Linked DNA regions of Mus musculus: region 1 is linked to region 2. A link is a contact called in ENCODE Hi-C or POLR2A ChIA-PET data. All regions are on one chromosome and are shown on one strand. The core of a region is the stretch at or near the end of the contact, and the rest is flanking DNA. Distances in the headings are between cores, read along the strand shown.

Region 1 (3,130 bases), core at 528-3,027, 180 kb after region 2:
GTATTTTTAATGATTTATTAATCTTTTATATATATATGTATGAATGCTTGGTCCTTTCAGAGGCCAGACAAAGGTGTTGGGTCTCCTGAATAATTATAGGAAGCTGTGGCCACCTGGTGTGAGCGCTGAGCCCTGAACCAGGGTCTTTTGAAATGCAACAAGTGCCCCTAGCGTTGAACTGTCCCTCCAGCCCATGTACCTCTGATGTGGGCACAGGTGCCTCTGTGGGTGGGCTAGTCCTTCTGAGGAGGGGCTGCTGTCTAGCTCTGCTCGAGCCTTTTCCTTGTAGTTTTAATTTTATTAGAGCAAGAGTTTGAACACACCTGCAAAAGAAACTGAGTAGAAAATGTCACCAGCTGGGTGTGGTGGCGCACGCCTTTAATCAGAGCACTCGGGAGGCAGAGGCAGGCAGATTTCTGAGTTCAAGACCAGCCTGGTCTACAAAGTGAGTTCCAGGACAGCCAGGGCTATACAGAGAAACCCTGTCTCGAAAAAAACCAAACCAAACCAAAACAAAAAAGAAAAGAAAAGAAAAGAAAGAAACAAAGAAAATGTCACCAGAGAGGGGCCAGCAAGATGGCTCAGTGGGTAAAGGAACTGGCCACCAAACCTTAAGACCTGAGTTCAATTTCTGGAACCTACTTCCACAAGTTGTCCACTACCCCTTCTCCATACACACAGAGGCCACGGCATACGTGTGTGTGTGTGTGTGTGTGTGTGTGTGTGTGTGTGTGTTTATGAGCATGCGCACACACGCACAAAATGTATAAAAAAATTTAATGTCACGAGTTTTACAAAATGTGCCAAAGTTTAGTTATGTTTCTATTGTTTCGATGGGACTATGGAGTGATAGCAAAGTGGTCACATAGGTATTAATAGAGACAACAGCTGTCATCTGCTCTAAGAGCTGACTATACAGCTGGCTCCAAACTCCAACTGTACCAGCTGCACAACCGAAGTTGCTTAACCACACTGTCTGTCCTTGCTGTAAAATTGGAGTTGTGGTTGTCATTACTGCTTCATCTGTTGATACCATGTCAACGTTGTTATCATAGAAACAAGCTCAGCTGCTATACACCAGTCTGGGAACAAACAACTGACTCTTGATAAGAACCTCATTTAACTGATGGGCACAAACCATACCAGGGTGTGCCAGAGTCCCGCCTGCTGGCTGTGTGCATCTGGCAGGCCAGGAAGTCAGTGAGTTTTACACAAGGAAATGGCAGGCGACAACGCTTTCCTGAGCTTGTTCCTCACCTGTCACCACTCCAGGTTAGACCCCAGAGGATTGGATGACAGATACCCTGGCATCCCAGAAACTGTTATTCAGTGAGCATTTCCCAAACTCTGACGGCAGGATTGATGATGCACTAGAACGCAAGCCCTTCAGAGGCAAAGACCCACCTCTCTGATCTTACAACGGGCTATGGCAGGCCCACATGCCTAAGCTCTGAAAGGAGTCAACAGTGGCCGCCAAGTTCCGAGCAAGGCCAGTGTAATTAGTCCCCTTCCAAGGCGTGTGTGTGCACGTGCGTGCATGTGTGTATGTGTGTGTGTGTTGTGTGGTCGCCCCCTCTCCAGCTTCTTCTCTCTCTCTCTAACCACAGAACCAGCAGAGGCCATGCCAGAGGCAGGTACTGCGGGGAAAGGCTCCATGTGATAAGCTCTCCTACTCTTACCCAGAAACCTGTTCCAGGCAGTTCCTGCCAGAAGTGCAGTTAATCATTCACCCAAACCGCAGGAAGGAAGGAAAGAGTGCTCCCCTACGAGCTCTGAGAAGAGTGCTCCCAGGGAGATCTGAGAGCTCTGAATGGCTCTAAGGCCCAGCTCTCATCAGTGAGGCTGACAGGCGGCCTGGGGCACAGACCCACTCTCTCTTCTCACCCTAACTCAGGCTGACCTCTCTCAGGGACTTAAAACTCAACTCCTCCAATGCCATCACAGAAGGGTAGAATCCTAATGGAGGGAATGAGGGAGGGAGTGGCAGTTGCCAGGCAACCAGTCTAGCCCACCCTTGTTTGCTCTGGTGGTGGCAGCAAAGGTGTGGTCAGAGTATTTGGCAACTCCCTGGGCTGCCAACAGCAGTTTCTCTGAGTTGGGGCAAAGCTGTGGTCACCTGGAAGCCTCTTCCACCCAGGAACCCTGAAGTCTGAGGCCGGAAGGACAGCCTGACTTGCTTTGTCCTCAGAAGATTCAAGACTATTAACAGAAAACCAGGTAATGACATCTTTCTTCTTCTCCCACTCCCCAAACGGCTGCAGCCCCACACTCACCAGCTCCACTTCCGTAATATGGCAAGGCCTCCTGCTCCCAGCTGCATCCAAGGACACTCAGCCACGCTTTCTTCCTATCCACCACCAAGACTTTTTTAAGATTTATGTGTGTGCTGTTCTTACGTATGCATTTCCACACAGGCACTCCTGGTATTTTCAGAGGCTGGAGATGGTGTCAGGCGCCCTGGAACTGGCTTTGTGGAAGACTGTGAGCTGAGCAGCCAGGGCTGAAATAGGGTTTTCTGTTCTCAGCCGGCCTGGATCCCTGGGCTCAAGTAGGAATTCAGCCTTCTGTGGAGCTGAGACTTAAGTCACCATCACCCAGCTAGGCTTATAGACCAAGCTCTCAAAATGCCTCCCAAACATCTGGGAATTGGGACAATAAGAATAGGAGACCTACAGGTGTACACTTTAGGTTCTAGCTAGGAAGGCCTCAGGGACAGGAGAAATATCAGGCTCATAGCAGAGTTTTTCAGAGACTCTAGAGGTAGCCCTCAGCAGCTTCTAAGCAGGAAATCCCATTTCCCACTTTTTTTTTTTTTTTTTTTTTTTTTTTGGTTTTTTTTGAGACAGGGTTTCTCTGTGTAGCCCTGGCTGTCCTGGAACTCACTCTGTAGACCAGGCTGGTCTCGAACTCAGAAATTCACCTGCCTCTGCCTCCCAAGTGCTGGGATTAAAGGCGTGTAACCACCACACCCGGCTATTTCCCACTTTTTGATATTAGAGACTTTGAATCCAAAGACTCATCATCCCCGCAGGGTTGGCTAGCTAGCTGTGTCGAGCTGTCCAGAAGGTGTCATGGATAGCACCACTGGGCACAAGGACTTCAGAGCTCTCTGCACTCAGGGCCTCTTGTC
Region 2 (2,898 bases), core at 344-2,843:
CCTTCCACAGTCCTCCCCAAAACTTGGTCTGGTTGTCACAGGAATACCCCACTATGCTGGTACCAATTTGTCTTAGTCAGGGTTTCTATTCCTGCACAAACATCATGACCAAGAAACAAGTTGGGGAGGAACGGGTTTATTTAGCTTACACCTGCACATTGCTGTTCATCACTAAAGGAAGTCAGGACTGGAACTCAAGCAGGTCAGGAAGCAGGAGCTGATGCAGAGGCCATGGAGGGATGTTACTCAGTGGCTTGCTTCCCCTGGCTTGCTCAGCCTGCTTGCTTTGCTTGCTTGCTTTGTTTGTTTGTTTGTTTGTTTGTTTGTCTTTCAAGACAGGGTTTCTCTGAGTAGCCTAGACTGGCCTTGAAGTCAGAAATCCACCTGCCTCTGCCTCTGCCTCTGCCTCCCAAGTGCTGGGATTAAAGGCATGTGCCACCACTGCCCGGCTCAGCTTGCTTTTTTATAGAACCCAGGACTACCAGCCCAGGATGGCACCACCCACAATGGGCCCTCCCCTTTTGATCACTAATTGAGAAAATGCCTTACAGCTGGATCTCATGGAGGCATTTCCTCACCTGAAGCTCCTTTTGCTGTGATAACTCCAGCTTGTGTCAAGTTGACACAAAACCAGCCAGTACAATAGTGTTTTGTTCTTTGGGAATTTTTTCTTTATTATTAGTGTGTGTGGGCATACATGTTTGTGTATGCATACATGTTCTGTAGCTGCCCACCCCTCTCTCTCTCTCTTTTTTTTAATCTTTGGCTATCTTTATTTCTTTTTTTTATTAGATATTTTCTTTATTTACATTTCAAATGCTATCCCGAAAGTTCCCTATACCCCCCTCTTTAAAAATATAAATGTTGAATACTAAAATATGTTTCTTTCAGTTGGGGGTGATTAGATACATGTTTTCTTGGCAGAACACTGGAGACAGGTGAACTCTCTTAGCTTCACACACACACACACACACACACACACACACACATGCGCTTTTTAAAAATCTCAAAGAACTGCATTCTGCCCAGCAGAAACCGACCCAGACAGCCACGGAAGGGACCCTTGGGTTCTTTCCATAAGGTTTCCAATTATTATCCCCTCTACCCTCTCCTTGGGACCCTGAAGCAGCTGAAGGAGCCGCTATGTGACCTCAAGTATCTGTGTCCAGGAGGCAAGAAGAGAACCTAAAGGGAGGAGAATGCTGACAATGTGGGCTGGGCGAGCAGAGAATGCTGGGAATGAGCGGCAGTCCAGAGTTCAGATCTGCAAGCTTGCCTTGGCCCCTCCCTGACACCCTTCATGAAAGATGACGCCAGGAGTCTCCCGGAGAGGGGCTCTTTGCTTCAGGAGTTATGATTCCTGCTTCTGAATCATATTGCTTTTCTGAGCCCATGTGTCTTATTATAGCTGGAAAGATTTCATCCAGTCTGGCAGCAAAGTAAATCCACTGTCAAAATACTCCCTATACTTAGGGCCCAAGAGGACGGCACAGGCAGCTGCTTTTATTATCAGACCACTCAGCCATATGCTTGGCCTGGCACCTTGTTTGTGTCTTTGTGTTCCTGGTACAGGGGGTGGAAGCCATGGCCTTGGGGATGGTTGCCAAGTCCCCTGCCACCGAGTTATAACTGCAAATGGCTTTTTACGGTTTATTTTTGAGGCAGCATCTCTTTAATTTGCCCGGGCTGGCCTGGAACCCGCTCTGTAGCCCAAGCCAACCGTGAACTTGGGATCTTCCTACTTCAGCCCTACAAATAGCTGAGATTACAGGCCTGTACCCCAGGCCCGGCTTAGAGCAGAGTGTTTGGGAAAATAATCCTATCCAGTGCTCCAGTGCTCTTCAACAGTAATTTCCTTCCAGAGTTGATTTGTTTTTAAAACTCAGTGATTTAATGTGGTATGTTGTGAATCTTTTCCCAAGCGGAAATCTTTTTTTCCAATAATCACAGAGAATTCATTAAAGAGATGGTCAGATTTCTGGGGTTCTTTGGCTGGATCTCAGTTGATGGGCAGTTTAGGGTTTCCAACTTTTAACTTTTAGTATGCTTTTTAAAAAAATTTGGGGCCTGGAGAGGTGGCTCAGCGGTTGAGAGCACTGACTGCTCTTCCAGAAGTCTTGAGTTCAATTCCCAGCAACCACATGGTGGCTCAGGACCATCTGTAATGGTGTGTCTGAAGACAGCGACTATGTACTCACATACATAAAATAAATATTTAAAAAAAAGGTAATAAAAGACACACAGGGGTGGGGTGGGGTGGGGTGGCGGCAGCACACACCTTCAATTCCAGCACTTAGGAGCCAAAGGCAGGGGGACCTCTGTGAGTTCATGGCCAGCCTGGTCTACAAAGCAAGTTCCAAGACAGAGAGGACTATAAAGAGAAATTCTTTTTTTTTTTTTTTAAAGATTTATTTATTATATGTAAGTACACTGTAGCTGTCTTCAGACACTCCAGAAGAGGGAGTCAGATCTCATTACGGATGGTTGTGAGCCACCATGTGGTTGCTGGGATTTGAACTCCGGACCTTCGGAAGAGCAGTCGGGTGCTCTTACCCACTGAGCCATCTCACCAGCCCCATATAAAGAGAAATTCTATCTAAAAAAAAAAAAAAAAAAAGAGGTAAGGAGAATTTCTGGAAAGATATGCAGGATATGCAGGAAATTTATATTAGTGACTCCAGGAGACAGGGATGAAAAACTGGGCAATAGGGGACCAATCTTCTACTTCATTTTATTTTATTTTTCTGGAGACAGGGTTTCTCTGTGTGCCCTTGGCTGTCCTGGAACTCACTCTGTAGACCTTGATAACCTAAAACTCAGAGATCCGCCTGCCTCTGCCTCCGGAGTCCGGGATTATAGGCAAGCACCATCACTAGCTAGCCAATCTTCCCCACTTTA

Evidence for each region. A loop is a pair of places that touch in the nucleus more often than their neighbours do. ChIA-PET counts read pairs that join two places held with the same protein, here RNA polymerase II (POLR2A).
Region 1: a map of left cerebral cortex shows a loop between it and region 2 (2.5-fold over the local background). The contact joins the promoter of Smim6 here to the enhancer-like site in region 2. A Hi-C loop is called at or near these places in 1 of 37 maps with a recorded cell type or tissue (left cerebral cortex). POLR2A ChIA-PET finds 5 or more read pairs at or near these places in 1 of 5 experiments (Patski).

The regions. Positions count from the first base shown.
Region 1 is chr11:115,910,240-115,913,369 of GRCm38, forward strand. Smim6 (small integral membrane protein 6) reads left to right here and starts at 1,778. Exons shown (of 2, transcript NM_001162998.1): 1 at 1,778-2,217. The region is part of intron 7 of Recql5 (RecQ protein-like 5); the gene reads right to left.
Region 2 is chr11:115,732,935-115,735,832 of GRCm38, forward strand. No RefSeq gene overlaps it. Among named protein-coding and RNA genes, the nearest start is that of Gm23699, 7.2 kb to the left of the region's middle. Within about 2 kb of position 1,594, at least 1 of the 3 ENCODE cell types and tissues checked has a DNase peak (open chromatin) inside an H3K27ac peak, as active enhancers do.